Linked DNA regions of Mus musculus: region 1 is linked to region 2. The links are chromatin loops, found by intact Hi-C in ENCODE. Cell type or tissue: heart. All regions are shown on one strand. Links, peaks and the distances in the headings refer to the core of each region. The heading gives the core; the rest is flanking DNA.

What was found. Peaks named below come from ENCODE experiments on the same cell type or tissue, not always from the same donor. Only the 100,000 strongest peaks of a DNase experiment are listed, where the experiment ranks them.
Region 1: a loop joins it to region 2, with 6 times the contacts of the local background. A loop is called at or near these places in 12 of 42 quality-filtered maps.

The regions. Positions count from the first base shown.
Region 1 is chr19:7,599,831-7,616,392 of GRCm38, reverse strand. Lgals12 (lectin, galactose binding, soluble 12) reads left to right here and starts at 9,200. Exons shown (of 10, transcript NM_001356574.2): 1 at 9,200-9,266; 2 at 9,570-9,731; 3 at 12,001-12,089; 4 at 12,211-12,424; 5 at 13,265-13,384; 6 at 14,312-14,350; 7 at 15,121-15,147; 8 at 15,657-15,745. The coding sequence starts at 9,663. It overlaps Plaat5 (phospholipase A and acyltransferase 5), which reads right to left and starts at 3,856. Exons shown (of 6, transcript NM_025731.3): 1 at 3,563-3,856; 2 at 2,970-3,063; 3 at 1,750-1,858. The coding sequence starts at 3,710. In heart, for the core only: no CTCF peak of the experiment used is centred there; DNase peaks (open chromatin) are centred at 8,642 and 10,312; H3K4me3 peaks cover 1,574 bases; H3K27ac peaks cover 514 bases; H3K27me3 peaks cover 2,151 bases.
Region 2 is chr19:7,442,220-7,458,781 of GRCm38, reverse strand. It overlaps Rtn3 (reticulon 3), which reads left to right. Exons shown (of 9, transcript NM_001003934.2): 3 at 359-2,482. Among named protein-coding and RNA genes, the nearest start is that of Mir6991, 28 kb to the right of the region's middle. In heart, for the core only: no CTCF peak of the experiment used is centred there; no DNase peak of the experiment used is centred there.

The DNA.
Region 1 (16,562 bases), core at 3,879-11,878, 160 kb before region 2:
GGTCTTATGAATATTCATAACTATTGCCAACTAGTGCTGTTCTGTGTTTATATAAATTCTTCCTTGGAAGTATCATTTGAACAGACCCCCAACACTGACAGAAATGTTTGCAGTACCCTGTGGAAGAGCCTTTAAGGAAAGCCAGAAATTCTCTTTGGTTGTGGCATTAGAGACACAAGCATTGGTCCTGTAAAAATGTTAGGATGACTGACATCTCTATAACCCAAAATAATTGATATACAGACCAATCACACACTTTTCTGCTATGTAATAAGAAAGGAAAACGTGTGGCTATTAGGATTCTTCTGCTAAAGAGACCATTTAAATGAAAGGATCACAAGGTCATAGTAAACTAGCCAGTGGTAGCTTACAGCTGAGGTCTCCAGCAGACCCCGAACTCCTCACTAAAGCCAAGGCTTAGAGAACCAGAAAACATGGCTCAGCCGGTAAAAGACATTGCAGCCAAATCTTAATTTGATCCTGGAATCCGCATGGTAGGTAAGGATCAACTTCTTCAAGCTGTCCTCTGCCCCCACCCCACCCCATGTGCCATATCCCCATACACAATCAATCAATCAATCAATCAGTGCAAAAAAATGTCTTAAAACTAGATACATGCACCATCTCTACAAAATGCAAACTAATCTACAACTGCCAGAAAGCAGACTGATCGCTGCCTGGAGATAGAGGCATGGGGGCAACAGGGAAGAGACGACAAGCAGGCATGTTCAGTGGTGACACATGCCTTTAATCCAAGCACTTGGGAGGCAGAGGCAGGCAGATCTCTGAGCTCGAGGCCAGCCTGGTCTACAGAGTGAGTTCCAGGACAGCCAGGGCTATACAGAGAAACCCTGTCTCAAAAAATAACAAACAAACAAAAAAATTAAAATTAAAAAAAAACATGCTTATGGATGTGTATGATGGCAAAGGGTTTCACACTTGAATACGTGTATCTGTGAGACCACAGACCCTCTTGCTGGCTCATGCACGTTCATTCTCCTCCCCCTACTCAAAAACCAGGCCGTGTGCCCCTGCAGCTCCCTTGTCTGAGACAGAGAGGTGATAAGAAACAGGTTGCTCTATGGCCTTGAAGCCCTTCACCAACCCCATCCCCTGGAGCTACAGGACAAATTCACGGTCCTACCTTGTGCCTGCCACCATGCCCTTAGGTACAGTGACATGGCCAAGATAGATCATGTGATATGATGCCTCCCCCCTCCACCACCCCACCACACACACACACACACACACACACACACACACACACACACACACACACACTTCCAAACCCTGTAAGAGTTAGAAACGCCTTTGCTCTCAGGATATGAAGGGTCAGCACTCTCTTCCTCCAAGGCCTGTGGCTGCTAAGACACTCTCTTTCTCCAGCTCTCCAGCTCTCCCGCTCCAAGGCCTGATGCTGCCCCCCCCCCCACATTGTGAAGCTCTCTCTCCTCCTAATAAAGGTCTTCTGAGGGAGCAGGGTAATCTCATGTCAGCTCCTTCCCAGGAACCTGCCATTTTTCTCTTTTCAGCTCTAACATAACAATATCAGAATGTGTCTAATTGCATATTTTAAAAATCTAGAATTTAAATATGGGCTAAATGTGCCTCAGGAAATCTACTTTAAAAAACACATAACCAATCTCTCATGTCGGTGCAGATATTTATTAGACGCAGAGTAAAACACGATGCAGTGAGCAATGACCAAGAAACTAAAACACTCATCCTATGGATTCCTGGGATACGCACCTCAACTGCTTGGTTTTTTTGTGTGCTTTCGATCTCTGAATTTGATGTTGGAATCAGCTCTGTCCTCTTCTTGCTGGGTGTGAGCTCCAAACTAGTTTCCGGCTTCTCTCTAGAAAATGGTTTTGCAATCACATTGTAAACATCGTTCCACGGCTGTTGGAAAGTCTGTGTGACTGAACAGATCTGTGCTTTTAAGACACCTTTCAGTTTTGTCATCGAAAGAGACACACACACCTGCAAACTTGACTCTATGAAGACATTCATTCGCCTTCATACAGTTCAACAGCTTCGCCCTGGTTGTCTCCAATTGCTTAAAACTGAGTGTGTAGGTGAGAAGTGTCACATTCAAAATGGAGTCCCTGGTCTCAAATTCAGACAAAAATGCAGCCATAGGGAGTGCTGGCATGCACTGCTGGCAAGAGCTACTTTGAGGAATCCCACAAGCCATAACTTTGCACAAAGAGCACCACGTCCTGCCACAATGTTGCTTCTCAGGGGACACCCCTGCCCAGCAATCATTCATCTTGGATTGGCATACCCTGCTGGTCCCTAAACACCCCTGTTATAATTAAACCTGTGGCCAAAGATGATTTATTCACAGCAACTTTAATTCTCCTCGATTCAACTCTAAATGTGTCTTCCTCTTCTCTATTCCTTGGAATGGGCTGCTGGTTTCCACAAGGTGTGTGCATTTTGCACTGGACTATGAACTTATTCTCAAATAAATTCTATTATTCATTCTCCCTTCCCCCTCTGGTCAGAGCTTTCTGATTATTTTCTAATTTGCACATTATTCTTTTCAAATCTCTATCAGTGAGTGATACACACTGATCTTAAAAGGAGAGAAGACGGTACATAATAGAGTATAATAAAATGCAAAACGCCTCAAACCTCCTCTCCTTGCCCCAACCTAATGCCCAGGCACAAACCTCCTAAATTTTTCACTGGTTTGTACTCCTACAAACTCACTCAACTTTGATGAGTCTGGAGAGTGGTCTTGTGGGTAAAAACTTCCACAAGATACGCCAACAGTCATCAGGTCTGCAGCCTAGTTCAATCTTACCCAGCAGGCGCTACTCACTAGTTTGTCCTTGGCAGAAACCATCTGGAGGAGGCAGGTTAGGGGGTGGGTATGGTGTTCTGCAGAACTAGCATCTAAATAAGATCTTCAAAAATGCTTCTGGTACCCAAAGCCCCAGTCCTCATAGTAAGACTCTTACCCCTGCTGAAAGCTTCGGGCCTGTTCTAATCGGCGGTCTTGCTTGAGTTGCTTCGGCAAGAACTGGACCAACAGCGCTTGAGAACTCGCTGAGTCTAGTTCAGGAGGGAAGGGGTGTGATTTAATACACAGCTGCCTTCTATGGGGGAAGGAGGGAGCCCCATGAAAGACCAACTCGAGTCAAAAGTGGGCTGCATGTTCTGATTTAGAATGGTGTCTAAAGCCAGGTGTGGTGGTGAATGCCTCTAATCCCACCACTCTGAAGGCAGAGAGGCAGACGCATTTCTGTGAGTTCCAGGCCAACCTGATCTACATAGTAAGAGTTTGCGGCCAGCCAGGGCTACATAGCAAAACCCTGTCTCAAAAAAAAATTATATCTGTGTGTGTGTGTGTGTGTGTGTGTGTGTGTGTGTGTGTGTGTATAAAATAAGAATTAGAACTGTGTCGGTTCCTGCTTTGCCCTCCATAAAATTTGTATGGGGGCTGTCTAGACGCAAGCAACTGCCAAACCATTTCTGGCAGGGGCCAACCGCTGGGAATTACCCTCAAAGATCTCGAGGGAGAGACCCTACTCCTGGGACTCCTGGGGCAGACCTGAGTGGGGTACAGTTGACTGTCCAGTTGCAGATTGGGTGTCACTTGACTCTGTACTTGAGGTCTTCGAGATCTGCGTGGGGCGTGGCCATGGGACCCTGGAAAGGCGGATCCCGAACTCCCCGCTGGCTGCTGGGCTCAGGCCCATCCCGCTGGGGCCAGCAGGGACAACGCGCCTGCAGGGAGGTGCGGACCAGGGTCCGCCTAGCCCCGGGATCATGGGCACTGGGGCCAGCGGGGCTGGAACGGAGGTGAGAGAGGTGGGGCGTCGCCTCCAGGGAGCGCGTGTCAAACGGCGGCGAGAGCGCGTGGGGCGGGACGCGCGGAATGAGGGCGCGCGCGGGAGCGGGTGGGGTGTGGGCCGCTGCAACTGTGCAGTAAGCGTATGCGTAGACACTGGCGCGGAGGAAGGCGCCCCAGCAACTCAACGGAAAGGCAGGCGCTCCACGCAGGAGTTAGGTCATTCATGAGTCACGCAAAGACGCGGTCCCAAAGTCCCAGAGGCAGCACCTGAGGCCGCTGGAGAAGTCGAGAGTTACTGACTAACCAAACACACCGAGGGCTTTGAGACCGGATTATAAAGGCTGGGAATTTCAATTTCTCTACACAGTGACATCCAGGCAAGCCTCCGCTAGCATGAGACACAAAAGCGAAACACGGGAGCTGGAGTGATGGCTAGGGTTCAGAGCATCTGTTGCTCTTGCAGAGAACTCAGACTAGGCTTCCAGCGCTCACCTGGCGACTCACAAAGGTCTATAAACCCAGTTCCAGAGAATCTGACGCCCTCTTCTGGCCTCCACTAGCTCTAGGCGTGCACATGGTATACAGACATATGTGGACAACACATATGCACATTAAATAAATCTTTTTGAAATGAAAGCCAAATAAATATACAATGTTTACACAAAGATGGGAACACACCCAGTACACAAGCCCCACCTACGTCCCCTGCTTTCCATCCATCTTCTCCCTCCTCCCTGAGTCTAATGTGTCCTTTGTCTCCACAGTCTAATGTGTCCTTTGTCTTTTCCTTAGTTTTTTACTATGGGACCTCGCTCTGCTGGGCAGGCAGGCCTTGAACTCCTGAGCTCAAGGGATCCCCATTTTCAGTCTCAGGACTGCGTACATACAGTGACTCTATCCACGCAAACTTGCACTCTACAAAGTCATGTACTTTCCATTTATGTGTTTGATGTGCTTTGGTCAACTTCACTATTCAAGTCTCCTTCCCTCAAAATCATCTCACCTCAATTTCTCTCCACATCCTTCACAGCCCCCCTCAGACATTCCTGGCCTTACAATTATTATTCCCAAAGTCCACGCATGACAGCATGCATGCTACTTGTCTTTCTGAGTCTGGCATAGTTTGATAAACATGATCCCCCTTTCCTTCCATGTTCCTACAAACAATGAAAAGTCCTTCTTTGCGGTTGAATAAAATACTTTCTCTAGCCATTGATATCCTCTTACCTTTTAACTATTTTTCCAAACCCCCTTTTGCAAACCTAATACCTTGGGGTTTTTTCATGATTGAAGCTTCATTTTTTTTTTAAAGATTTATTTATTTATTATATGTAAGTGCACTGTAGCTGTCTTCAGACACTCCAGAAGAGGGAGTCAGATCTCTTTACGGGTGGTTTTGAGCCACCATGTGGTTGCTGGGATTTGAACTCAGGACCTTTGGAAGAGCAGTCAGTGTTCTTAACCGCTGAGCCATCTCACCAGCCCTGAAGCTTCATTTTTAAAATGATGGCTGGCTTGAATATCTGTGTCCTTTCAAAATTCAGAGTGAAATTCTAACCCTAAGTAGGTTAAGTAGGTGAAAGACTTTGAGAACTTAGACCCCAAGGGCAAACTCCTCATGAATGGGACCTGTATCTTTATTTTAAAAAAACAAAAAGACCCCTACTGAGCTGGAAGCCTCCTTCACCACGTAGGTTATCTAGGCATTGCCATCTATGACCCTGAACACAGCTCTCATCAGATGCTGAATCTACTGGCACTGGTCCTGAGCATCCTAGCCTGGAGAACTTTGAGGCATTTTTGTTATCTACACGAGTCTTTGTTATAGATGCTACAATGGCTTGAATGAATGCTCAATGGGCTCAGATATTTGAACACTTATCCCTGGTTCATGGTTCTGCTTGGGGAGTGTGATGGCTGATCTTGGTTGCCAACTTGACTGCATCTGAAATCAGCTAAAACCCAGGCAGCTGACTCACCTGTGAGGGATTTATTTTTATTTGAGGTTCCACCCTAACTCTGGAACGGACTTTCTGATAACACACACACACACACACACACACACACACACACACTACAAAACATAGAAGAAGGAAGCTTCTGCTTTTTGCCTACTTGTCCTTACTCTCAGTGGCAGCAAGTTCATCTATCCTGCTGCTGCAGCATTCCTTCGGTAGTATTAGAACCTGAGTCTTCAAGATTCCAACAGAGACTAAAGACCAGCAGCTCTTCCGGGCTCCTTCTAGACTCCAAGCACCAGATCAAGACTGCAAAAATATCTACTCTGGAGGATTAACTGACTACTGGAGTCTTGGTCTTTCCATCATGAGACAGCCATCATAGGACTACTCATGGTATTTATTCATTCATTCAATCAGTTCTGTTCCTTTAAAGAACCCTGACTAATATAGGGAGGCTTAGGGTGTGTGGCCTTGCTGATTGTGGTGGGCTTTGAGAGAGAAAAGCCTGTGCCACTTGCAGTGTGTGCTCTGCTTGGTGGGCATGGTTGGGTACAAGCACTCAGTTTCCAGCTCCTGCCTCCACGTTTGCTGCTTGCTTCTATGCTTTCCCAACATCATGCACTCTTGTCCCTCTAGAATGTAAGGCCAAATAAGACACAACTTCTATAAGTTGCTGTAGTATTGGGTTTTGTCATGGCAACAGAAAAAAAAGCAACTAATACACTTAGCAAATGCACTGAGACAAATGCCACTATCATTTCTTCCAGCATTTCCTATGACTCGATCATGTGTAGGAGACAAAGAGGTCCTTGTGCCCTCAGATAAATACTAGGGAACCTTTAATGTTAAACATTAAATGTTACACATAGGATTGTTCCTTCAAAGGAAGAGATTTATAACCTGCTACCCATATGGTTAATAGCCTGGCGACGTTTGCAATATGTGGCTGAGACCACATCAGATCCTCTCCCCAGACTCTTATCACATGAGCTTGTTTTACTCAATCAAGCTATAAAATGCATCAAGGTATCACATGTACCTTACAAAGACTTTCTTTTTTCCCTAAGATTTATTATTTATATATATACACACACATGCATACATACACTGTAGCTGTCTTCAGACACACCAGATGAGGGCATCGAATCCCATTACAGATGGTGTGAGTGACAATGTGGTTGCTGGGAGTTGAACTCAGAACCTCTGGAAGAGCAGTCAGTGCTCTTAACCACTGAGCCATCTCTCCAGCCCTTACAAAGACTTTCAATGTGGTCATAGCCAATCTTTGTTTAGCTTACTTTATATTTTATTGTGCATTTTTACCAAATAGTGCTGTGCTTAAATTTGCCTAAAATAAACTACTCAGAGTCAGACTTGCAAAGTTTGAACCAACACTAGCTACTTAGAAGTGTTGGACGGAATTACCTTCTTGCTTCCTAAGGGTCATTACTCTGCTGCCTGTGGTGGTTACAGAGACCTATACACACCCTAATATTACTGTAGAGATTGTAAACTGTGTGTTCATACCATGATTTATTTATTGATCCAATGATAAAGCTACTGGGGTGGATAGGTTTGATTGTCTGCTTTTCTTCCCTTGACTGAAACAGGCACTGAAAAGGAACTGAATTGTGTCTTGGTATGCTCACACATGAGAGTCCATAAGACTTAATACCCTAGGGTGCATATAATGTTCAGCATATAATGCTCTAATATAAAAAACCAGGACCTTTTCTAACTGACAGTATCAATTTCATTTCTACCAGCAGTATGTTAGAGATCTAATTTATCTAATAGATATCTAATTTATAGCACACACAGCATACACTACACATAAATAAAAGTAATAATGAATGGATACCACAAGAACCGTGGGGTGGAAGACCCATGGGGTGGAAGGTAGTTGGTAATATTCGTTCATGAAAACCTAACACAAGACATGGTGGACCTTGTTCGTCGCTGGAAAGGGAAAAAAAAGTTCTTATATGATGAGAGAAATTACTATTCATACTGAGAAAAATGAAACTGGACTACCTAATACCCACATACATAAAAATAATTCCAGCTAAGCTGAATGGTGGTGGGCCAGCTGCCAACTTTGTCCATTCGTCCTGACTAGTTTTTCTCCTAATGTTCACACCCTCTAATTATTCCATCAAGTGTCCAGATGTTGTCAACTGACTCCCAGGTGAAGAAGGTCCCTTTCTTGGTCTGCGGAATGGATTCTTAAGGTATTCTGCAATCGTCCAAGACCCTCCCAGCAGAGACAACTGTATGAGAACAAGGCTGGCTGCCAACCCACAACAGAGGTCCCAGACAACACTTTGATCTTGAACTTCTAGAACAGAGACAAAATAGAGTTCTGTTGTTTACACCCCACCCAATCTGTTGTATTTTGTTATGACAACCCAAGTAAATGAGTGCACCCTCCTCCCTCATTTCCCAGCAGGGCTGATGTGGGGTGGGGGAAGGGCACCACTAGCCTTGGGGACCCAGATCTGACTACAGTGCAGGGCACTATAGCCTGGCTCAACTGGTCTCTCCACCTGCCGTTTCTCCTCCCCACTGTGGCGAACATATCTCTTTCTGAACACACCCAGGATTGGATTTCCCACAGAAACACCTTCAGCTCTCCTGCCACACCTACCCAGCCACAGCTGAACAAACTCCTTGCTTGGCACCCAAAGTGCTTTCAGTTAGAACCCAAGTCAGGGTTTCTCATTAATGCTCAGTAGAATTGCCTGCAAGGCCATTTCCTGGACTTCACTCCCAAAGAGCTTTCTCCAGTAGGTCCCGGGGTGGAGACGCCACAGTTCACCTTTCTGGCAAACTTCTAGGTGGGGAGATCAGGTGAGGTAGACCTGCCCAATCCCTCCGCCAGGCCCCTCACATGGCGCTCTTATCCCTGGAACGACTGTACCAACACCCTGTGTAGCTGACATACCAGGAATTCCCTGCTGCCAAGTCTGACCCCATAGTTAGATCAGGAAACCTCCCAACGTAGGCTAAAGTTGAGGAGTTATGCTATTTTGAAAGAGGAACTTTAACTGGAATCTGAGCCAGGCCTAGAGGCCTCTCCTAAAACAGCAATATGGGTCCAGGCTCAAACACAAAGCCCAGCCATGGTCACCCTTGTGACACCGGGATGAACAAAGGGAGGCTCAAGGAGAAGTGACTTGTGGAAGGACACAGCATGTAAGAGCAGAGGCTGTGTTCCCTCTAGCCAGTGCTGCTTTGTCTGAGACCAAGGGAGCCCTCCTCTGCCTGGCCTTTGTCACTCCACTTTCTTGTGACCCTAGCTGGTCCCTGGCATTTGCAGCTAATGCTGAAATGGCCTCAAGGGACTGAACAACTTGGGGGAAAGGGGAAGAGAGGGGAAAGCAACCAGGGAATGAATGCGGGAGGAGCCAGGAACCTGGGGGCGGGGCCTCTTAAGGAACCTGCACACGTGTACCACCAGCAGCAGCAGCTTCCCTTCCTACTATCCGCTGAAGGCCCAGGTGAGCCCCAGGAAACAAAAGCCCTCGCTGAAATGAGCCGGCCCTAGGCTTCCCTTTGAAGTGGCCAAGTGCTTCAGACACAGACACAGATGGGCTAGTTAGCAAGTCCATGAGTGAGTGCCAGCTACCCGCCCCTGGACGCGCGGGAGTTTCTGCTAGCAGGTCCAGTCCAGCAAAGCTGCTGCTGTACCATCATAGCGGGGGTTGATGTGGTTCCTAGAGGTGGGCCAGTGCCCCTCCCAGGTCGGCTCCAAGAAGCATTAGAACTCCATAGCGAACAAGTAAGACTAACAGCTTGGATAGCTGTTGCAGAGGCTGGGAAAAGTGAGTCCATTCCGTGGGGAATCGCGTTGCTGGAATCAGGATCAGAGGCTGAGTTGAAGTTGCCCCTCCCCCATGTCAACTGACGAACACCTGGACCCGATTCCTGACAGCTTCATCCTGCAGCCGCCAGTCTTCCACCCGGTGAGTAAGCGTAATAAAACGACCAATCAGCTAAATTCCAGCCTGCAAGTGATTGGTCGGGCTTCCAGGATCCTTGCCTATTCAATACGCCTCTTCTGGGATAGATGGCTAGAAGAATGGAGGTGGATTGCTATGAGGGACACTAATGACTAAGGGCAGCCCCTTCTCCAAGCCTGAGGGAAACCCTCCTAGTCAGGGAGAATGTGGATTCCTCTCTCCCTCCCCCTGTTCAGTGCCCAGGAGACTTTCTGAAGCCCAGCCACGTTTTCAGAAGGCCAAACTCCCAGCAGGCACTACCACTAATGAGCACTAATTATTACTTTCCCCTGCTTGGTTCTCTCCTCCTTAGAGACCTCCATCAGAGCAGTTAATTAACACATTCTGCCAAGAGCCTGGGAACTGGAAGCCACTGGGCTGCCTGCCAAGCTGCCATGCCATGTAGAGATCCTGGCCTCTGGCTCCTCCCCCACCCCCACCCCCGCCCCCCAGGTGCCTGAGCAACAGGGCTGAAGCACCTGAAACCTCCTAGGTCCCCACAGCCTGTTGCTTCGCAAGCTAAGACCGCCACCTGGAGGGCTCCTCGGAGTGGTCTGGGCTCTCTGATTGCCACTGGGAGTTGACAAGCCACCTATAAGGGCTGACCCTGTGACACTGCCCCAGGTTCCCCTTCCAGCTTGTCTGCACACCCTCTGTGGAGCACCCACTGTGCTGAGCCTGCTGAAGAGAAAGACAGGGCTCCAATTATCTTATTCAGTGATCCTAATGGAAAAACAGCCAGCCAGCTCCTGTACATGAGGGACCAAGGGCCAAGCTAGCATTGTGAGTGAAGACTCTGAGAACTCAGAAGAGGGAAAGCAAAACGGTGTCAGGATGGAGGAACAGGAAAAAGTGGAAGGGAGCAGACCCAGCAAAAGTAGAGTAGAAAGTGTGTCCATACTTCAGGAAGGCCAGACAGCCTCTGTATGAGGAAAGATGGGCCCCAAGAGATGGGCCTGGTCCCTAGTCACCGTTAGGTATCTCCAAAGAGAGTCCACATCAGGGCCAACTTGCTCCCAACTTCTTCATTCTTTTTTCCTCTTAGCTCCTAAACTCTGGGCATTCACCAGCCCTCAGCAGCTTCCTTCCCAGATGGCACCCAGTGAAGTGACAAACCACAGTAGCACAGCAACCTGGTGTGCCTCAGCTGGGTGGTGCTCTGACAGGGCTGTGGAGCTGATTAGGGTTCCCTGTGTCATATAGCTTTGGCATGTCTGCCCAAGAAAGAAGAGCTTTGGAAAGAACTGGGCTGGGTCACTAGAGTAACAAATTGATGGGATGTAGGGTTGCCATGGAAACAAGTCTCTGGGCAAGTCTGTGAGGTATTATCTCAATCCCATTAATCAAGGTAATGAGAGTCACCCTAAGTGTAGGGTGGCACCACCCCATGAGCTGACCCCTGGTCTGAATAAAAGGCAGGCATGAGGCTAAGTAAGCAACAGCTGCCACTGCACCCTGCTTCCTGCCTGGATGTGATGTGACCAGCTGCCTCAAGCTCCTGCTGGCATGCCCTCCTGCCATGATGGACAGGACTCTTCCTTCCTTTCTTCAGTTGCTTTTGTGGAGTATCTTGTTACAGCAATAAGAAAAGTAACCCAGGAATATTGGAGAGAAAAATGCTCCTTCCCTACTAGGACATTTTCTCTTGAGGGTGAAAAAACTATTACTTTGCAAAAACAACTTATGGCAAGAAATATTTATTTTGGCTCACAACCATAGGAAATCCATCCACCGTGGCAGGGAAGATGGTAGGAGGTGACCACTCTCCCAACTCCACAGTCAAGAGTCAAAGGCCTGACAGGGGTGATGGCACATGCTTTTAATCGCAGCCCAGAAGCAGACAGAGACAGACAGAGGCAGGCAGGTCTCTGAGCTCGAGGCCAGCCTGGTCTACAGAGTGAGTTACAAGACAGCCTTGGCTACAAAGACACCCTGTCTCTTTGGTGGGGTGAGGAGGGGACACGAATGCTTGCACTTCGTCGTGTTGTTCGGTCTGTGATCCAGCCTTTAGAAAGGTACTGCCTGCCCACATTTAGGATGGGCATTCTGCTTCCCTCTAGAAATCCTTCACAGATGTACCCCAAAGTGTGTTCCCTCATCAATCTAACAGTCAAGATCAACTCATGGCGATGCTGTTTTCCTGGTCTTTCCTCTCTACCCACGTCCGCCCCTGTCCATAGACATCCCTGGCCCCACGTCCAGTTGGCATACCCGATCTCTCTTCCTTGTTCAGGTGATTCCTTATGGCACAACAATTTTTGGTGGCCTGTATGCAGGCAAGATGGTCACGCTGCAGGGTGTGGTCCCTCTGCATGCAAGGAGGTAAGGGGGACTGGCTAGGACGCTCGGTAGGGCCCAAATTTAGGGACATCAATCTGGAGTTCCTCTCTACCTTTAGGATTGATTTCTGTAGGCACTCAAAACCTCACAACTCCCCTACCAGGTTTCAGGTGGACTTCCAGTGTGGGTGCTGCCTGCATCCTCAGCCAGATGTTGCCTTCCGCTTCAGCCCTCGATTCTACACTGTCAAGCCCCATGTCATCTGCAACACCCACCAAGGTGGACTCTGGCAAAAAGAGATCCGGTGGCCAGGGGTCGCCCTGCAGAGAGGGGATAGCTTCCTCATTCTCTTTCTCTTTGAGAACGAAGAGGTGAAGGTGAGTGGGAGGTTGTGTGTGCATCAGGCAGTCTGGAGCTGGCACTTTACATGTCTCCTGCTCTTGTCCAGTTCTCCATGGCACTGTGAAAAATGGCCCCATGGAGACAGGATAAGACTGCTCTGGGCCTGTATAGCAATAGGAAACTGCAAAAGTCCCTGGATCTAGTAGGGAGAGGGATCCAGGGCGTGGTCAGAGCAAACACTCAGAAGACCCATGCTTGGTGGCAGGCAGTGTGCTAAGCCCTTTTTGTGAATGTACCCATTAAATCTTTCCCACAAGGTCTGAGGTGGAATCCACTGTCGTCACAATCACAATCTCCTTTCAGCCAGGGCAGCAGGAGACAGGCAGAGAGAACTTAATGTCCAGGCTTTGGCCTCCTATATGATCCTAACAGAAAGATAATGAGACCTTCAGATGGTTCCACAGGACAAGGAAGCCCTGATGGACGAAAATTATCCCCAACTTCCCTAGCCTTGGTTTCCTTGCTATAGATAGGAAAAGGATGATGGTGATGATGGTGGTGGTGATGCTGCTGCTGCTGGTGATGATGGTGTCAGTGGTAGTGGCAATGACAATGGCAACAACTCAGACTGGCTAGGAAGGAAAGAGCTTTGTCATAGGTAAAGTGGACATGGACAGTGCCCTGGTCCGAGGATCAGCTCTGCCCCCTATCAGCTCAACATTGGACAGATTAAGTTTATCTGTGCAATGCACCTGCCTTGCAATGTTTGGGAAAAAAGAAATGTAAGGTCTTGGAAGGCTTGCTTGTGGTGCCTAGGGTGGACTATGCACATAGTGTGCAGTGTGCTGCTCTTCCACTGTGGTTTGCTTCCCCAGGTGAGTGTAAATGGCCAGCACTTTCTTCACTACCGCTACCGGCTCCCACTGTCACGGGTAGATACCCTTGACATATCTGGTGACATCTTGGTAAAGGCTGTTGGATTCCTGAACATCAATGTAAGTTCCCTTGGAGCCAAGGCTGCGTCAGTAGTGGCCTCTGATGTCCCCTGATCCTGAACAGGTCTGGGGCTCACTCACTCACCCCAGATTGAGAAAGAGGGGAAGGTTCTATATGCCTGGGATAACCAAGAGAAAGAAGTGCAAAACTGTGTCAGAAGTGAGTGAGGTGAGGAAGAAGAGAAGGTGACCACAGGTGACCACAGTAAAGAAGCCCAGGAGCCATGGGCAGGAATCTTTCTGCTTGGCACTGAGGGGCAAGGGGCATGGCACATCAATGCCAATGCAAGCTGCAGTTTGATAGATGAATCGTATCTACCTAACTTATTCAGAATACAGCTAAATATGCAGCTCGGCGGTAGCGCACTGCCCTGGCAAACACAATTAGGTCAATCCCCAGTACTGCAAATACAGTCCTGGGTTGACTCAGTAAACCTGAGCTGGGCCAAGAGTAGGCATGTTTCACACACCAGCATTAAAAGGCTGTATGGGGAGCAGTCAGGGGCTTACAGCGGTTCCAAAGGCTGGCATCTCTTTGTTTGTTTGTTTGTTTGTTTGTTTGTTTGTTTGTTTTTCCCAGACAGGGTTTTTCTGTGTAGCCCTGGCTGTCCTGGGAACTCACTCTGTAGACCAGGCTGGCCCCGAAGTCAGAAATCCTCCTGCCTCTGCCTCCCAAGTGCTGGGATTAAAGGTGTGCACCACCAGTGCCTGGCTTTATTTTACTTTTTTATGTTATATGTATGAGTGGTTTTGCCTGCATGCATATATGTGTACCATGTACATGTCTGGTGCCCATGGAAGCCAGAAGAAAGCATCCAATTCACTGACACTGAGTGCTGAGAACCAAACCTGGGTCCTTTAGAGGAGCAGCCACTGAAACATCTCTCCAGCTCTTCCCCCACCTCCACCCCTTTTCTTTCTCAACAGCCATTTGTGGAGGGTAGCAGAGAGTATCCAGTTGGATATGTGAGTTTCTTTCATTGATTTTTTATTTTTTATTTATTTATTTATTTATTTATTTATTTATTGTGTGTAAATGATAATGTGTCTGTGCGTGCACAGTGGGGGAGCATGCATGTGTGGAGGTCAGAGGACAATCGGCAGGGGTTCCTTCCCACTGTGTGAGTCCAGGGAGGGAACTCAGTCATCAAGCTTGATGGCTCCTTAGCCCAAATATCTGAACCTCTTGGGGGAGCAAGGCTGGACAACCACACTTAGAAGCCAGCTGGCCCTCTCTCCTCCCCGCATATGATTGCACAAGGCTCAGCTGACCCCTTCCCTCACGGCTGCAGTTGCCAGGAATATGCTGTGGCTCCCTTAAGCCACATGGGGAGCCTGGTTTTGCCTTTCCCCTCCTATCTCCAAGGCATACTTGGGAAAATGGATGGAGGTAACTGACTCCCTGGAAGGGCCCATGATTCCCATCGGGAAATAATTTCTACTGAGTTTTAGGTCCTCAGATCAACCCTGCAGGATGGCTATGGTTGATGCCATAGGACAAAAAGGGAAGATGAGACCCACAACCTTGCTGAAGGAGTAGGAAGACAGCTCCTCCCCACTACTCAGAGACGGGGATATCTCAGGACTCAAAGGATCCCCCCCTGGGAACCCAATCACTCACCTACTGCTGGGAGAGGCACAAACTCCTTGTGTCCCCCAAATGCAGGCAAAGTAGGGAGACCTTCCCTTTGCCCAAGCAAATACTAACAGTGTCCCTGCCTCTTTCTCTCCTTCAGCCCTTCCTGCTGTATAGCCCCAGGCTGGTAAGTGACCCTCACTCCAGGCCTCTCCTGAAGGTGAAGGGAAATTCCATTTCCCTTCTTTGTGGAAAACTGCAGCAGTGGGAGGGCGAAACAGCTCCTGGCTGAACTCCAGTTTCATCTCACCCTCTTCATTTGCTCTGCAAATGGGCATTTAATACACTCCATGACTGGCCCAGTACCAGGCATCAGGCTAGGGAAACCATCCAGCCCCAGACCTCCAGTTGCTCACAGGTGCCAGAATGATAAACCACTATATACCTGCTACATACAATTCAGAGCACACTGACGGAACAAGGCCTAAGAGACTGTGCACAGCCTGGAGGGGCCTGAGGAAGTTCTCAGCAGGCCTACAGCGGGTGCTTAATACAGGGGCATGGCTGAGTCTCCAGCATGCAGCCTATAGAGACACTCACCTACCCTGGTGTTCCTGGGTCCCTGGGTGCATCCTGCTGGTGAGGGACCCTGACATCCCAGTGGTCACCATCTCAGTCCTCTTCCATTTCTGTCAGGAGGTGCCCTGCTCACGTGCTCTTCCTCGGGGTCTCTGGCCTGGGCAAGTCATTGTAGTTCGAGGACTGGTCTTGAAAGAGCCGAAAGAGTAAGTATTTAACTAGGAGAGAGAGAGAGAGAGAGGGGGGGGGGGGCCAACACCACCATTTACCTCCCTCTTGCAGCAGAGCAAAGGGAAGTAAGTTAGCCCAGGTTGCAGAGTTTATGAATAGGGTTGGGGTGAGGCACAGCAGCCCCTTTTGTGGGTGCTGCTTCCCTGTCAGTTAAACTAGCTTCCCATCACAAGTCCTAGAAAAGAGCCTTTGCAGCTGAGACCCAAAGAGGTGATCTGGCCTCCTCCTCTATCGCAATGCTACGTTCAGTAAACAGCCAAGCTGCCTAGAAAGGAAGTGCGTGGGCACCAGACTCTGGCTTCTCTCCGGTGGTCACTCAAGCCAAGACCTGCAGCTTAGATCTGTTTAGACGCTCCAGTGTTCCCTAATGTCACCCTGACCCTATCCAATAGAGCCCTACACTTGACGAGGAGTTCTCTCTAAATGCCCATCAAAACTCTGGGGCTGAAGAGGTGGTCCAGCATTTAAAATCACTCCTAATACAAATATGAAGGCTGGAGTTGAGCTCCCAGCACCCATGTAACAAGCCAGGTATTCAGGTACACTCAAGCCCCAGCACCCCTGGAGACAAAGATGGGAGGAGCTGGGGCTTGGTGGCCTCTGGCCTCACTCACTGAGGAGCTCAAGCTCCAAGCTCAGTGAATTTCAGAATAATAGCAGAAAGAAATAGTAGAGGACATCAGACACTCTTCTCTAGTTTCTGATACACACACACACTCTCTCACACTCACAAATGCACACACACACATACACTCACACACACACTCATGCACACTCACATTCACATACACA
Region 2 (16,562 bases), core at 2,861-10,860:
CCCAAAAAAAAGAATGGAAAAACTCCCCAAATCTCCCAGTACCATCACCCCTTTATTATGGGGGGGGTTAACTAATTAAAAAATAGTTGTCCTGAAAAATAAATGTTTTGTCATTCGAAATTTGTAGCATGATACTGGCTTTTGTTTTATTGTTGGCACTTTAATGCATGTTTTGTAGGATAACCATTGACCTTTGGTTTGTTATGTACTTTTGTGTGTGTGTATCTGTTCATACACTCTGTGTGTGTGTGTGTGTGTGATATTTTTAAAAATAAAAAGCATGCTGCTTGGCCTGACTAGCTAATGTGTGTACTTGCATCTGGTAAATGATCTTTTTCCTTTTAAATTCTGACCATAGCGGGATTGAGCTCTCTTTGCTCTGATGAGCCACCTTCAAAAAGTATGACTTCCTCCTTTCTTTCATCTTCTGAAATACATAACCCTGACCCTACAACACCGCTTGGAGAAAAGAGTGAAACATTAGGTAGCCAGTTTGTTCTAGCTAAAGGAAAAGACCCCTTGGTTCTTCTAGATAAGAAAAAACTGGACTCACCTCAGGGGACCAACAAGGACAGAGTAGACGCTCCGGTTTCTCTTGCAACTGGCATTCCTTGCAGCCACCCTTCTATTCCAGACAGTTTCCCAGAGCAACCTGCTTTTCTGTCAAAAGAAATTGGTCCAGCAGAAGAGTGGGTAGTTAAAGACCAAGAACCCAAGAACCCAAACAAGGTTCCAGATGGGGAGGACAGAAGTGCACTGGATTTTGGGCAGTCTAAGGCAGAACACATTTGTACATATTCCTTGTCCCCATCTGAACTTCCAGTAGCCAGTGTAGAAAAAGATTCTCCTGAGTCACCGTTTGAAGTAATTATTGACAAAGCAACATTTGACAGAGAATTTAAAGATTTGTATAAGGAAAACCCAAATGATTTGGGTGGCTGGGCAGCTCATGGCGATAGAGAATCCCCCGCAGACTTGTTGGAAATGAATGACAAACTCTTTCCACTGAGAAATAAAGAGGCAGGGCGTTACCCATCCTCTGTACTGCTCGGTAGACAGTTCTCACACACTACAGCAGCACTGGAAGAGGTGTCTAGATGTGTGAATGATATGCATAACTTTACTAATGAAATACTGACTTGGGACTTAGATCCCCAAGCAAAACAACAGGCCAATAAAACATCTTGCACCACAGAAAGTACAGGACTAGACAGGAGTGAACTTCGCTCAGAAATTCCAGTTATAAATCTTAAAACAAACCCTCAACAGAAAATGCCTGTATGTTCTTTTAATGGGAGCACTCCCATTACCAAATCCACAGGTGACTGGACAGAAGCATTTACAGAAGGAAAACCTGTAAGAGACTACCTCAGTTCCACAAAAGAAGCTGGTGGCAACGGTGTGCCAGGCAGTTCTCAGCTTCATTCTGAGCTGCCTGGCTCTATGCCTGAGAAATGGGTCTCAGGCTCTGGAGCAGCCACAGTGGAAGTAACTTTACCTAACCTGAGGGGTGCCTGGCCTAACTCTGTGATGGGGGAAGTCACAGAGGTTGATAGTTCTGGGGAATCTGATGACACAGTAATAGAGGACATCACAGAAAAACCTGACTCCCTTCCAAGTGCTGCTGCAAAAACAAGTGAAAGGGAAATCAAAGAGACTCCCAGTCGTGAAACTGTGAGGAGTGAAATGTGTGAAAACTCTGAGCAGCCGCAGGCCCAGCCAGAAACTCCTACTCAGAAGAGTCTGGAAGGTGAGGTGGCTTCACAAGTACCTAATACCCTGAATGAAGTCACACCTGAAAAGCTTGATATGACTAACAACCCCAAAGTTTGCTCAGCAGCACCTCCAAGTGTTCTTAATGAGACAGGATTCTCACTAACTGTGCCAGCTTCTGCCAAGTTGGAATCTTTGCTTGGAAAATATGTTGAAGATACAGATGGTTCCTCCCCAGAGGACTTGATGGCTGTCCTCACAGGAGCCGAGGAGAAGGGGATAGTGGATAAAGAGGAAGGTGATGTTTTGGAAGCAGTGTTAGAGAAGATAGCAGACTTTAAAAACACTTTGCCTGTGGAACTCTTGCATGAAAGTGAGCTAAGTGGTTCTGAAACCAAAAATATTAAAAGCAAATACAGTGAAGACAGCAGAGAAACAACTGGAGGTGCCCCTACGATGTCTCCCGACTTAGAGCAGGAGCAGCTCACCATCAGAGCCATTAAAGAATTAGGAGAAAGGCAAGCTGAGAAGGTGCAGGATGAAGGAATATCTTCTGGAGGAAAACTCAAGCAAACCTTTGCTCCACAGTCTGGGCCACAGAGTTCATCTGACATCCTAGAACACACAGATGTCAAAACTGGATCTGATCTTGGAATTCCCAAAAATCCTACTATCATCAAAAACACTAGAATAGATTCTATTTCCAGCCTTACCAAGACTGAAATGGTTAACAAGAATGTTCTAGCAAGACTTCTCAGTGATTTCCCAGGTAACCATTTACAACAGAAATTCTGCATGTGGCTGATGCTGCTGTGATTATCAGACTACCACTTTTTCATTTTGCTTTATGCCCTGTAAGAAAAGGCAGACTTCCCACACACACTTAGTGATCACTTAACTTAGTCTCTCTATATCTGTATTTCCTAAAGCCACAGACTTTGGGAACTAACCTTCTGAGTTCTGTTCTGTTTCAAGGTTCTTCTTTCTTTATAAGTGGCCTAAATGTGGCTATTGCCTTTAAGAATATCACCACGTTCATATTTATTTACCAGTTTGTGATTTTGCTGCTGTTTGTTTTGAAACAAGGTTACCCCAAGCTGGCCTGGAACTCACTACGTAGCCCAAGCTATTGTTGAGCGCATAGTATCCTTCTTCAGCCTCTCAAGGGATGAGATTATAGGCCCAGTCTGTATTCTTATTTATTTTTAAAGTTCAGTTTTTAAATCTCCATGATAGTAAACATTGATAGGTACTTGGATTTTTTTTTTTTTTAAAGAGGGGACTTGTAAATTTTAATTAGTTATCAAAGATAAAAGAATTCCTGCAGGGAAACTCGGTAAATGTAACTTTTAATTAATTTACTGTATTCCACAGGGTTTATGCTTTGAAAGTAGGTGACCATTATTACAGTGTTCTTTTGGAGTAATACTTAAGAGAAACTCATTCATTCTTATACTTCAGGCCTACTGAACAGTCTCCAGACAACAGGACATTTAATAGTACCAGAAGATCTTCATGTTTCTTTTTTATTTGAAATGATCTCTTTCCTAGTAGATGGCTTGCAGGAAAATGGCTTTAAATGCTGTTTATTTTGCAAAGTGTATTAGTTACTTTTTATTTCTGTGAGAAACACCATGACCAAGGCAACTTAAAAAAGAAAGTATTCATAAATAAGTAAATAAATAAAAGCCGGGCATGGTGGCTCACGCCTTTAATCCCAGCACTCGGGAGGCAGAGGCAGGCGGATTTCTGAGTTCGAGGCCAGCCTGGTCTACAAAGTGAGTTCCAGGACAGCCAGGGCTACACAGAGAAACCCTGTCTTGAAAAATCAAAAAGAAAAGAAAAGAAAAAGAAAGTAAGTATTCAAAAAGGCTTACTTAGCACCATAGTCATGGCACATGCCTTTAATTCCAGCACTGGGAAGACAGAGGCAGATGGGTCTCTGAGCCTGGTCTACAGAGGGAGTTCTAGAACAGCTAGGGCTAAAGGGGTTAGGGACTCGCTTATAGTTTCAGAGAGAATGACTTCATGACAATCATGGTGGGGATCATAGCAGCAGGCAGACAGGCAGAGCTCTGGAGCACTAACTGTGAGCTTACATTTGATGCACAATTAGGAAACAGCCAATTGGCATGGGCTTTTGAAATTTCAAAGCCCACCCCCAGTGACACACCTTCCCCAACAGTACCTATTTGTCCTTACCAAAACAGTTCCACCAACTAGGGACCAAGCATTCAAATATATGCATCTATTCGGGCCATTCTCATTCAAACCACCACAGTTAAGGGGTAAAAAAAGATTCTTAAAGCTCTGTATACAGCCAGTGTTAAATTAGACTACTACTTCAGTGATACATCAGTACCTTTTGAATTCCTGGGTTGCATTGGTTCTCATTGCAACCATTTTGAGTGATGAAGCATATAGAAATTAGGTCATAAAGCCTCCTGTCTAATTCTGGCATTTTTAGACTTCAGTGTGACCTTAGACAGCAAGCCTAGCTGGTTCATTGTCTTTCTTTGGTACTGGGACAATGGTAGTTATTTTACAATGTTTTATAGTGTTATAAGTAAAGAATTTTGTAAGTATTTTCGCCTAGAATGAGAAATAAAAAGAGATGTAGAAGTTAAGGATATTTCACTGACCAGATTCTGTTATTGGTAAATATTTTTAGGTGGTAGTTAAGGCAGATTGACATAGTTAGAAGCTTAAAAGTCACTCTTTACACGTGGTGACTTACATCTATCTGTAGCTCCAGTTGCAGGGGATTCAGTGTCCTTTCCTGGCTTCCTCAGACACTGTACACACATAGTACACTTACATACTTGCAGGTAAAATATCAGTACACATAAAATTAATACTAAATTTTTTTTAATGTTATTCTTTTTTTTTTTTTTAAGATTTTTATTTATTTATTTTATGTAAGTACACTTCAGACACTCCAGAGGGAGTCAGATTTCGTTACAGATGGTTGTGAGCCACCACGTGGTTGCTGGGATTTGAACTCCGGACCTTCGGAAGAGCAGTCGGGTGCTCTTACCCACTGAGCCATCTCACCAGCCCCCAAAATGTTATTCTTTACAAATTTCAAAATTAAAAACCTTAGCAGTTATTTTATGACCAAATCTTTAAAGATGTAAAACATTTCTGTTAAATGCATCAACTTGTTTTCACACAGTGTGTACACATGACATGTACATACACATAAGTAGAAATCTTTAAAATAAAAAATTTTTAAATAAGAGCCAGGTGTGGTGGCCCACGCCTTTAATCCCAGCACTTGGGAGGCAGAGGCAGGTGAATTTCTGAGTTTGAGGTCAGCCTGGTCTACAGAGTGAGTTCCAGGATAGCCAGGGCTACACAGAGAAACCATGTCTCAGAAAAAAAAAAAAAAAGTTAAATAAAAATAAAATCATGAGACTAGAGAGATGGTTCAGTGCTTAGAAGCACTTGACTACTTTCAGAGGTCCTGATGTCCTGAGTTCAATTCCCAGCAACCACGTGGCAGCTCACAAACATCTGTAATGAGATCTGACGCCCTCTCCAAGTGTGAATAATGACCAAGCCCACTCAGTCAACAGGCAGTGCAGGAGTGAGGATTGAAAGGAAACAAGACAGTTAGACAACATTGTATGGTGACCCCAGTCAATTCTGAGACTGAAGGCAAATTTTTATTTTCCAATCCACTTTTTATACCATTTTTAATTACATGCAAGTATTTTGGGCAAAGCAGTACAATAAGGAACTAACAAAGCAGCAAGCAATTACTCCCATGACAGTTGTTTAAAAGGGCTTGTTATACTGACCAAAATACTTGAGCCCACTTCCTCGTCCAAGACCCAAAATCTTGCCTGAAGCCTAGTTCTTCTGTTCCACCCTAAGACTAAAATTCCTGCCTTGCCCTACTTCCCTATTACAGCCTAAAGTTAGATTCTTTTTTTTTTTAATTATTCATTAGTACACTGTAGCTGTCTTCAGATGCACCAGAAGAGGTCGTCAGATCTCATTACAGATGGTTGTGAGCCACCATGTGGTTGCTGGGATTTGAACTCAGGACCTTCGGAAGAGCAGTCAGTGCTCTTAACCACTGAGCCATCTCGCCAGCCCTAAAGTTAGATTCTTGCTGAAACTTACTTCCTTATTATGCCCTAATGTTAGATTCCTGCCTGAAGCCCATTTCCTTGTCCTTGGCCAATGTCAGACTCCTGCCAAGCGGTACCCCAAAAGGCTTTCCAGAGAATAAAGACAGAGCACACATATACATAAGTTACATGAGTAAATAAGTCTTTAAAAAAAAAATAGGGCCAGAGAGATGGCTCAGCAATTAAGAACTGACTGCTCTTCCAAAGGTCCTGAGTTCAAATTCCAGTAACCACATGGTTGCTTATAGCCATCCGTAATGATATCTGACTCCCTCTTCTGGAGTATCTGAAGACAGCTACAGTATACTTAAATATAATAAATAAATAAATAAATAAATAAATAAATAAATAAAGTCACCTTTTTATTATAACCTGGTAGGGTTCTATTGGACCCAGTGTTTCTGTATATGACTATACTTAAGAATAATTTAAAAGAAAGAGGTCTGAAGGCAGTATAGAACATAAAAAAACAAACAGTTTCTGAAAGAGTTAACATGGAATACATTTGAACAATTAAATTTAATCTATTTTTCATGCTTTTAACCAGAAAAACAGGCTGTAGTTGGGACCTGACCAGTTGAGAGAAAAGGTTTTTTGTTGCTTTGGGCTGTTTGTTTTGAGACAGGGTTTTATCTATGTAGTCCCCCAAGTGTGGGTTAAAGGTGTGCTACCACCACCCATCAAAAGAAGATAAATTAAGTCATTCTCAATGAGGAGATATTAAAAGGGAAGAAGTATCCTGAAAAGGAGAGATCCAGAGGACAAAAGCCTAAATTCTATAAAATAATCTCTGTGTAAACTTTTTCTGATCCCTGATCTACATGTGTACATGAGAGAATCTAGGCAATCCAGCTAAAGATGGAAGAACGGAACCATGACTTGATCTGCACCAGTGACAATTTGCAAATAGTCTTTAACAAAATGTAATGGCATGCTTAAAACAACCCCCAAAATCAATACTCTCAGTGGTTGTAAGCACTTGTTGATATAGCAAGAAGGCTCAGGTTCAGCTTCTAGCCTCCTTAGGCTAGGCATCTGCACTCACTTAGTGCACATACAGACAAGCAGGCACCCACCCACATGTACATATGAAATAAATACAATCATTTATTTGCATGTGGGAAAGTGTTGACTTGGGGTCTGTCTGTATAGCCCTGACTGATCTGGAGCAGTCTGTGCTCAAGCTCAAAGAAATCCCTCTGCCTCTCTGCCTCTGCCTCCCAAGTGCTGGGACTAAAGGAGTTAAATAATTTCTTAATGCATGCTATATGGAGAACTATAACAGAGTAGTTACATTAAGCTGTAAAACATTTTAGTTATAGTGTCTAGAATGGAAATCAAAACTAACTTTGTTAAAACCAGAAAAATAATTCAGTTTGGAAAAGGATCTCTATAAACTAAATTCATATATTAGAATTAAATCAAGGCCAGCCTAGTCTATATATATGAGTTCCAGGACAGCCAGTTGCATAATGAGACCCTGGAGAGGGGGTGGGGGAAAGATAATTTATTATAGTGAAGGAAAAATGTTTGTATTGAATGAAAATAAAGGGAATCTCAGCCTAAAAATAGAAACAGAAATTGCCTAGAGGAACCCCTAGAACTATAGACATCTGAAATTTGAAACTCACTAAGTGACCACAATAGCAAAATGGGAAAGAGAAAATCTGTGAGTTTGATGAATAGGGAATTATACAACCTGAAATACAAGGGAGGAAGAAAATTACCTTCAAAACTTCAGTAATCTGTGGAATAATCAAAAGATTGTGTAATCAAAGTCCCACAGCAGACTAGAGAAGAGCTTTTTGAAGATAAAATGATCACAGACTTCCTAGTCAACGAAGTACACATGCTGGCTAAAGCTCAGCTGTCACCTACTAGGATAAGTCCAAAGACAACTCTCAGGCTGAGGGACTGGCTAGGACTCAGTGGGTTCAGAAACTGATAGCATTGCTAACAGTTGATTGCAGCAAAGGATCACACAGGAAGATACCAGGCGAGCTTTCAGCTGTCAACACTCTCAACGCAGGGAAGTATCCAATTCTTCTACAACTATGATGACAAAATATAAAGAGTTGTCATCCAGAATTGTTTGTTAAGTCCTTGGTATCCAGGATAACAAGCCGTGTGTCCTTAACTGCTACATGACTACTCAGACGCCAGCATCACCAAGCCAAAATAGGCATTTGCCATAAATCATATTACCGGGCTATGCTTAATCTGACCATTATGAAATAGCATAGCCCTGAGATCTCAGGCACATAAAATGTTAAAAAAAATCATCATCAAATAACCAAAGTGAGATATTTTATCCTCCTCTCCTGCTTCCACCTCCAGAGTGCTGGGATGTGCAACCATGTCCAGTTTTAACCCAGATTTCTATATTAAATAATAGGAGACTAAAAATCAAGGGGCTGGAGAAGTGGCTTAGCAATTAAGAGCCCTAGTAGTTCTTTCAGAGGATGCTCTCTTCTGGCCTCTGGGCACTGCGTATATGCAGTACAAATACACATAGGCAAATACTATTGTACATGGAATAAAAATGATCTTTAATATATAATAAAGGTTTCTTAGATGTGAAAAAAAGAGAATTTGTTATAGATGACCTGGACTACAAGAAATGCTAAAGGAAGTTTTCCAGATTAAAGAAGAATGACATCAATCCCATTAAGCACTAAACGCAATAGGATCAAGAATTCAAGGAAAAGGCTGGCAAGATAACTCAGTGGGTAAAGACACTTGTTGGCAAGCCTGATACCCTGAGTTCAGTTCCCCAGAACCTACATGGTAGGAGAGAACCAGTTTCCACAAGTTTTATGCATGATAGTGAGCTCAATCCCAGCCTGGGCTACATAAAGAAAACCTATTAAAAAAAAAAACAAGAACAGTGGACTTAAAGAGATGGCTCATAAACTAAGAACACTTGCTGCTCCTACAGAAGATCTAAGTTTGATTCCCAGTACCCATGTCAGGGAGACCATAACATCCTGTAAATTCAACTCCACAGCTCTGGCCTCCACAGGTAACTTGCACTCACTTGGAGCACACATAGAAAATACACTTAAAATAACTCTTTTTAAAAAGTGTGAAAGGAATCTATCCTATATAATTTATAAAACAATCACTAGCACTGATTAATGAATGTAACAAAATTTAAGAAGACATACTGGCTAATGCTCAAAACATAAGTAATAGAAAATATGTCTAATGTGCATGAGGCCCTGGGTTTGAACCCTAGAACTACAATAAAATAAAGTACTCAAGGGCTGGAGAGATAAGTCAGCAATCACCTATGATTGTAGCTCCAGGAGCTCTTTTCTACCTTCTATGGGGAAATGCACACACACATAGTTTGAAAAATAAAATACCTGGGACTGGAGAGATGGCTCAGTGGGTAAGAGCACTGACTGTTCTTCCAGAGGTCCTGAGTTCAATTCCCAGCAACCACATGGTGGCTCACAACCATCTATGATCCGATGCCCTCTTCTAGTGTGTCTGAAGACAGCAACAGTGTACTTATATATAATAATAAATAAATCTTTAAAAAATAAATTAAACTTGAGATAAGATCTTGGAAAAAAAAAGAAAATACCTAAAACTCACTGTATTGTTATACACTAATAGCAAATAATTTTTAAAAACTTTGAATCGGGGTGGGTAGTTGCAAGTCAGGTAAGGTGGTACATGCATGAAGTCCACTTGGGAAGCTAAAAGAGGAAGATCTTGAGTTGAGAGAACCTGCAACCCTGTCTCCTGCCCCCTGCCTCCTCTCCCTTCCCCCCCAGTACATAATATATTTTCATTTAAACATCACAATTAACAAAAAAGGGGGAGGCTGGAGAGTGCTCCAGCTTGGTGGCTTAGAGACTTGTTACAGAAGACCAAGGTTTGATTCTCAGCATCCGCATTGTTTTTTAATTAAGATGTGCTAGAAACTACAGATTACTGCAGAGGAAAATGAAGGAAGAGCTAAGGGGAAAAGATGTTCTATCTGCATTTGGAAGACTGGCAGTCATTACCATGTCAGTGCTGTCCAGAATGTGGGTTCAATATAGTGTGGTCAGAGTACAAGGATTTTTCTGCCACAGAAAATTGAAAGTCCAAATGGAATTCTTCTGTGGAAATACAAAGAACTTAGCAAACCCAAGCAGTATTGGAAAAGAAAAATTAAGGGACTTAGAATATTCAAGATATTATAAAACCCTAGTAATAAAGACAGCAGTGATGTTGAAAGTTAAGCAGAGCACAGGGGGTATTACTACTAGTTCAGTGATTTAAACAGTGTTAGTTCTTATTCTATAGGTCAGAAATGTAGATGTGGGTCATCTGCTGATCTTCTGTGCAAAGTCTTGCTAGGCTGAAGTGAGGTCTGGTTCTAAAACTGGTGTGTGTGTGGCTGTGTGGTCCAGAATTGTAACCTCATCTGAAGCTCAAGAGCTTGTCATCAGCTTCTTTGGTTGCTGACAGAATTTAGGTCATGGAGGTTGTGGGATTAGATCCCTACTTTTAGTTGTGGGGGGGTGGTAAGAGATGGCTGGAGAGGTGGCTTCGTGCCTAAGAGCATGCATTGTTCTTGGAAAGACCCAAGTTCAGTCCTAGCACCTACATTGAGTGACTTATAACTACCTGTAACTCTTGCTTCATCAGCCACTTGGACTCATGTGCACATACCCACACAGACACCAAATACACATAATTAAGAAATTTTAAATCTTTTTTTAAAAGATTTAGGTCTAGGCATGGTGGCACATTCCTTTAATCCCAGCACTTGGGAGGCAGAGGCAGGCGGATTTCTGAGTTTGAGGCCAGCCTGGTCTACAGAGTGAGTTCCAAGACAGCCAGGACTATACAGAGAAACCCTGTCTCAAAAAAAAAAAAAAAAAAAGACTCAGATTCAAAATATATTTACAAATACCTTGGCCATATCTAGGCTCTTCTCTGACTATAATCATAACTTAGATAACCCAATTATTTTAATCTACATTCTGCCATGAGCCGGTTACCTGTACTCAGGTACCATGTAGCCATCTCCTCACATCTTCAGAGGTGGATCTCCCGGGTCTGTCCCAGAATCCTTTCTCTGGATGTTCCACCTTCAATTTCCTAACTAATCCATAGGCCATCAGATTTATTATTGATGGGTGCCACATTCATACAGACATCTTCTCTCCAGGATGTAGGTGCTGGGAACTGAACTAGTCTGTAAGATAAGTACTCCTAATGGCTAAGCCATCTCTCACCCCAGATCACAACTCTCACTAGCTATCAACTGAAGTGGAAAGTGCTGGTCGTGTTTAGCTTCTGGAGCTGCCCTCAGGTTCTAGTACTCACGTGGTTGCTCACTGCACTGACTAGCCTCTCCTAATCACAGGTTCTACTCATAATTGAGAACAAGTGGGACATTCTATACAGGACACATAAACCAAGTGGCAAGTCTTAGGCAATGCCTTGGGATGTTGCCCACCAGTTCTAACATCACATGGTATACAAAATTAATTGAAAATCAGTCAGTAAACATAAAAACTTTTTTAAAAATCTTACAAAGCCAGGGTGGTGGCTAAGGTTAGATAAGAGGACTTGGGTTCAGCCCAGGCTGAGTAATGAGACTGTTGCAATGGAAGAGAAGAAAAAAGAAAAAAGTATCTACATTGTATGGGGCTAGACAAAGGGTTCTTAGGTCATTGGATGTACTAATCTCAGAATAACTTAATTAGACTTTATCAAAACCAAATTTTTAATTTTTTTTTAAATTTTTGCATAATGAAAGACATCACTAATAAGTCACTGCCTTAAGAAAGTTCATGCCAAAATGTATTTATTGGACTATCAGAAATTGGACTAAACAAACTAATTATACTTCCCTGTTAATGGCTAGTTTTTGGCTATCCCACTTTGTGCTCCCAGCTGGTCGCAGGCGCACACCTGCCCAGGAGCTATCTCAGTTCCACAGATGAAAGACTCACACACATTAGCTCATTTTTAAGCTGCCTTATTATAGGGTCTGTGGCTGGGCTCTTCAAAGCCTTCCAGCCCTTCCTTCAAGCCCTTACCTTTTACTCCTAGCTCAATATTTCTAAATCTGCCCTCAACTTAGTTGCCCAGTTACCTTCTGTGAAGCCCATAGGTCTTGCTGCCCAAGACACTTTCAAGCTTCCTTCCCTGGACCTCTTTTCTTTTCCGCCTACGTTTTGGAAGATCTCCCCTACAGCTCTGAGTCTGTCTCTCTTCCCCTAAATTCTCCTCCTCCTCCTAGCCTGCGGGAACCTGGAATTCCTGCCTCTTTCTTTCCACTCAGCCATTGGCCACTGGCATCTTTATTGATAGATCAAAACCCAATTGTGGGCAAGGACCTCCAGCATCAGTAAACACAGATTCCCAATTAAATCAAAGCATCAGACCCACTCCTCTACATTTACCAGAAGATTTTACACAAACAACAGTAATACAGTGTAAATCTGTCCAATACTGAATCTCACACAGTTTAAATAGTTACCACTATCCATTCATTCTAATGGCTCAAGCTAAATACAGTTCCTAGTGAAGGGGGAGTGACAGCGAGAGTCTCATGGACTGTGGCTGAGAGTATAAATGAGGAAAGCTGGACAGATTCTTGAAAAACAATACCCATTTGTCCTACAGCCTAGCAACTCCACTATAGAGGAGTAAAAACTCCATATACATACATATATACACACACACATATATATATATGGTAGTTTTACTAATAATGTCCTAAAGTTGAAACAATAAGGGAATAAACATTCCTTGACATAGCTATGTTTGTGTATAGATCACAAGGACAACTTACAGGAGTCAGTTTTCTCCTCCTACCTTGTGGATACCAGGGATCAAGTGATCTTATCTGCTGAGCCATCTCTCCAGCTGGACATAGCTAGGTTGGATTTTTTGTTTTGTTTTTGTTTTGGTGCTTGCATCAATATAAATCTCATATATTATGCTCAGTGAGAACCAGCATAAAATAATTTGTACTGTGTCAGTTATGTCTATGTGACTGTAGAACATCTGTGTGACTGTAGAACATCTGTGTGACTGTAGAACAAAAGAACTGGGACAGCAGTGGTTGCTTTTGAGTTGCTGACTTTTGGGTTAGTCAGCTTTCTACTACTGAAGCAGATGCCTGAAATAACTTGCCAGGCTCATAGTTGGCTTTGTTGCTCTTGGACCTTTGGCATCACCAAAGTAGGGCAAACGTGCTGAAGCAAAACTGTCAGCCTTATGGCCAAAACACAAGGAAGAAACTCAGACCCCCTCAATACTCCATGACCTAAGACCTCCACTAGACACCCAAACCTTCCCAAACTGCCTCTCTGGGAATCAGCCTTTAACTGAATGGGCCTTTGGGAGTAGGTGTGGGGGATCGAGATACAAACTCTATAATGAAAAAGGTGCACCTTCAGGAGTGTGGTCTTTTGTACACTTTGATCGAAATTGAACAGATGTACATATTGTACATGTACCCAATGACTATGTTTATGTAGTTTGCTGTAATTTTACATTTAAAGAAAAACGTGAAAAGAATACTCCATTTTAGTCCTGGTTCTCAAGCTGAAGTAGATGTCCTGATAACCACTGTTTATTTTGACATGCTTGTTTAAACACTGGAGTGAGCAGAAGGATACAGTGCAACATCAGTGGATAACATCAATGTGTTTGTACTTTGGAGGTGGGGGGGGTGGGGTTCAAAGCAGGGAGGGTTTCTTTTTTGTAGCCTCAACTGTCCTGGAACTCACTCTGTAGATAGGCTGGCCTCTAACTCACAGAGAACTCTGCCTCTGGAGTGCTGGGATTAAAGGTATGTATGTGCCACCCCACCTGGCTAATGTGCATGTAATTAAATGCTACTGAACTACTCTTTAAAAATAGCCCATGTTGCTTTATGGTATATGTATTTAAGCACATTGTTTTAGATATACTATTTTATGTGTTTGAGTCTTTTGCTTGCACATATGTGTGTGTACCATGTGCATGCCTGGTGCACTTTAAAGTTAGAGTTGGGCATTGGGGAACTCGAGTTAACTGACAGTTGTAAGCTGCCATATGGGTGCTGGGAATTGATCCTCAGTCCTGTGCAGGAACACATGCTTTTAACAGCTGAGCCAATTCCAGCCTATTAGCACTTTTTTGTTTAATGTAGAAGTTGGACATGATGGCATTTAGCGTTGAGGCAGGAGCAATACAGTGAGCTTGAGTCCAGCCTTTGAGACAGAGTGAGCCCCTGTCTCAAAAACAATCAAACAAACCAAATAGTGTAGGTGTGTAGCTCAGTGATATAGTACTCACTCTTGGGGCCTTTGGTTTCCATCCCTAGCATTGCCTGAGGGAATAAAATATAGGTGGTTGGTTAACCTGAAATGATTATCAGCTATGCTATGCTGGGGGCAATAAAACAGAGGGGAGTATCTGTTCATTACCCAGATGCCCACTGTCTTAGTTGAGGTTAGTATTGCTGTGATGAAACACCATGACCAGAGCAGTTTGGCAAGGAAAGGGTTTATTTGGCTTACACTTCCACAACACTGTTCATCACTGGAGGAAGTCTGGACAGAAACTCAAACAAGGCAGGAACCTGGAGCTGGTGCAGAAGCCATTGAGGGCTGCTGCTTACCTCTTGCTCCCTCTCAATCTGCTCTCTTATAGAACCCAGGAACACTAGTCCAGGGGTGTCCCCGCCACAGTGGCCGCTCTCACATCAGTCACTAAATAAGAAAATGCCTAAGGCTTGGCTACAGCCCTGTCTCGAGGCATTTTCTCAACTGAGGCTTCCTTCTCTCTAATGACTCTAGCTTGTGTCAAGTTGACATAAAACGAGCCAGTACACCACTCTTTTTTCACAGGAGAGTTATTTGCTTTTAAGTTATTTGCTTTTTTGAAGTTTTTAAGGCTTCAAAGGTCAGGGATATGTATGTGTATTTACCTGCGTCAACTAACAGAAAAAGACAGACAAGCTGACTACCACTCGGGTTTGAGGCTGGCTGAGGTGTCCCACACTGGCAGAGGATGTAAGGGGTAAAAGTGGGAGGATTGCACATTCAAGGCAGTTCAGTTGCTAGAGTACTTGCCTGGCATATAGGAACCCCAGGGTTTGAACCCTGGTACTGCTCAAGTGGGGCATGGGGGCACATGCTGTAATCTCAGCACTTGGGAGGTGGAAGCTGGAGGATCAAAAATTCAAGGTTCTGCTAGTTTTGAGTTTGAGGCCAGCCTTGGCTTTATGAGAACCTTTCTTTAAAATGTTTGTGTGTTTAAATTTGTTAGCACTTACGTAGTTTTTCAGTTAGCGTGGTCCAGTGACTCTGCTCTATAAATTCTTTTCTTCTTTGTTGAGACAGACTCTCACACTGTAACTGTAGCCCAGACTGGCCTTAAATTCCCGCTAATCCTTCTGCTTCAGCCTCCCAAGGGATTTCTGGTGTAATTGTTTACAGGGACAGGATTTCAGGTGTACTCTATTTACCACGCCCATCTTCTATACAGTTCCTTAATTAACAAATTCTGTAATCTGATGTGTGTAAAAACACACCCAGATTTAGTAGGGGAAGAAAAGAAAAAAAACAAGTCCTTGTGTCTTTAGCCGTTTATTATCTAGCTGCGTCCTAAATAAGGGAGGTTAAGAGTTTCAAAACCACCTGCTTCACAGCTTGGGGAGGGCTAGTCTCACATCCCTGTTGTATGTGCTTTACAAATTGGAAATTGGGGGTAAAGATAATGGGAGGTTTTTGGTTTTGGGGTTTTTTGGTTGGTTGGTTTGGTTTGGTTTGGTTTTGGTTTTTCGAGACAGGGTTTCTCTGTATAGCCCTGGATGTCCTGGAACTCACTTTGTAGACCAGGCTGGCCTCGAACTCAGAAATCCGCCTGCCTCTGCCTCCTGAGTGCTGGGATTAAAGGCGTGAGCCACCACGCCTGGCTGACAATGGGAGGTTTTAATGATTAAAAAAATGACTTATTTTTTAAGAATCTAGTGGGTATCAATTTGAAAGAGGTCTCTACAAATGTCTTTGGCCTGCTGCTAGACGCTGCTGCGGACAAAGCAAGACTGTGCACATGTTTGACAGTGAGAGCTTTTCCTGTCAGTGATCTGTGCCACTTGGAGGAGTATGTGCTGAGGTAATGGTAAATATGTGGTAGAGAAAACTTAAGCCTTATCAACATACACAAAATTGGGATCTGAATTTACAGATATCTAGTATCTTTTGCAACTTAAAAAGTGATTTAATTTAATGAAAACCATGCAATTTTTAAAAATATGAAAATCTAGTCCAATGGGGAAAATGCCTTCATCATTTTATTTTAGTACAATATTTTTTTGAAACTGAACAGTCACCATCACCTTTTATTTAATTTAGCAGTGCATGGAACTTGGGACCTTAGCATGCTTAGCAAGGAAGTCTTTGCCCATTTACTGCAAAACCCATCTGCAAGTCTTTACCCATTGCTGCAAAACAGATCTTGGTCAGAAAATCCAAAGTTAATTTTTTAAGACAGGAAGTTAAAATTGGGAGAAGCGTGCCCTGTCAGTGAGCATCCTCTTTATTAATGAGCCGTTCCCCCTCTTGTAGTCGGAAAGCCCGTCTTTAACTGAGAAAGATCATTAGTTAGTGCTACAAATGGAAAACCCTACTCTAAACAAATCAACCAGCGTGACTTTCCCCCCATCTAAATCTTATTACATGTATTGAGTATTAGCAAATT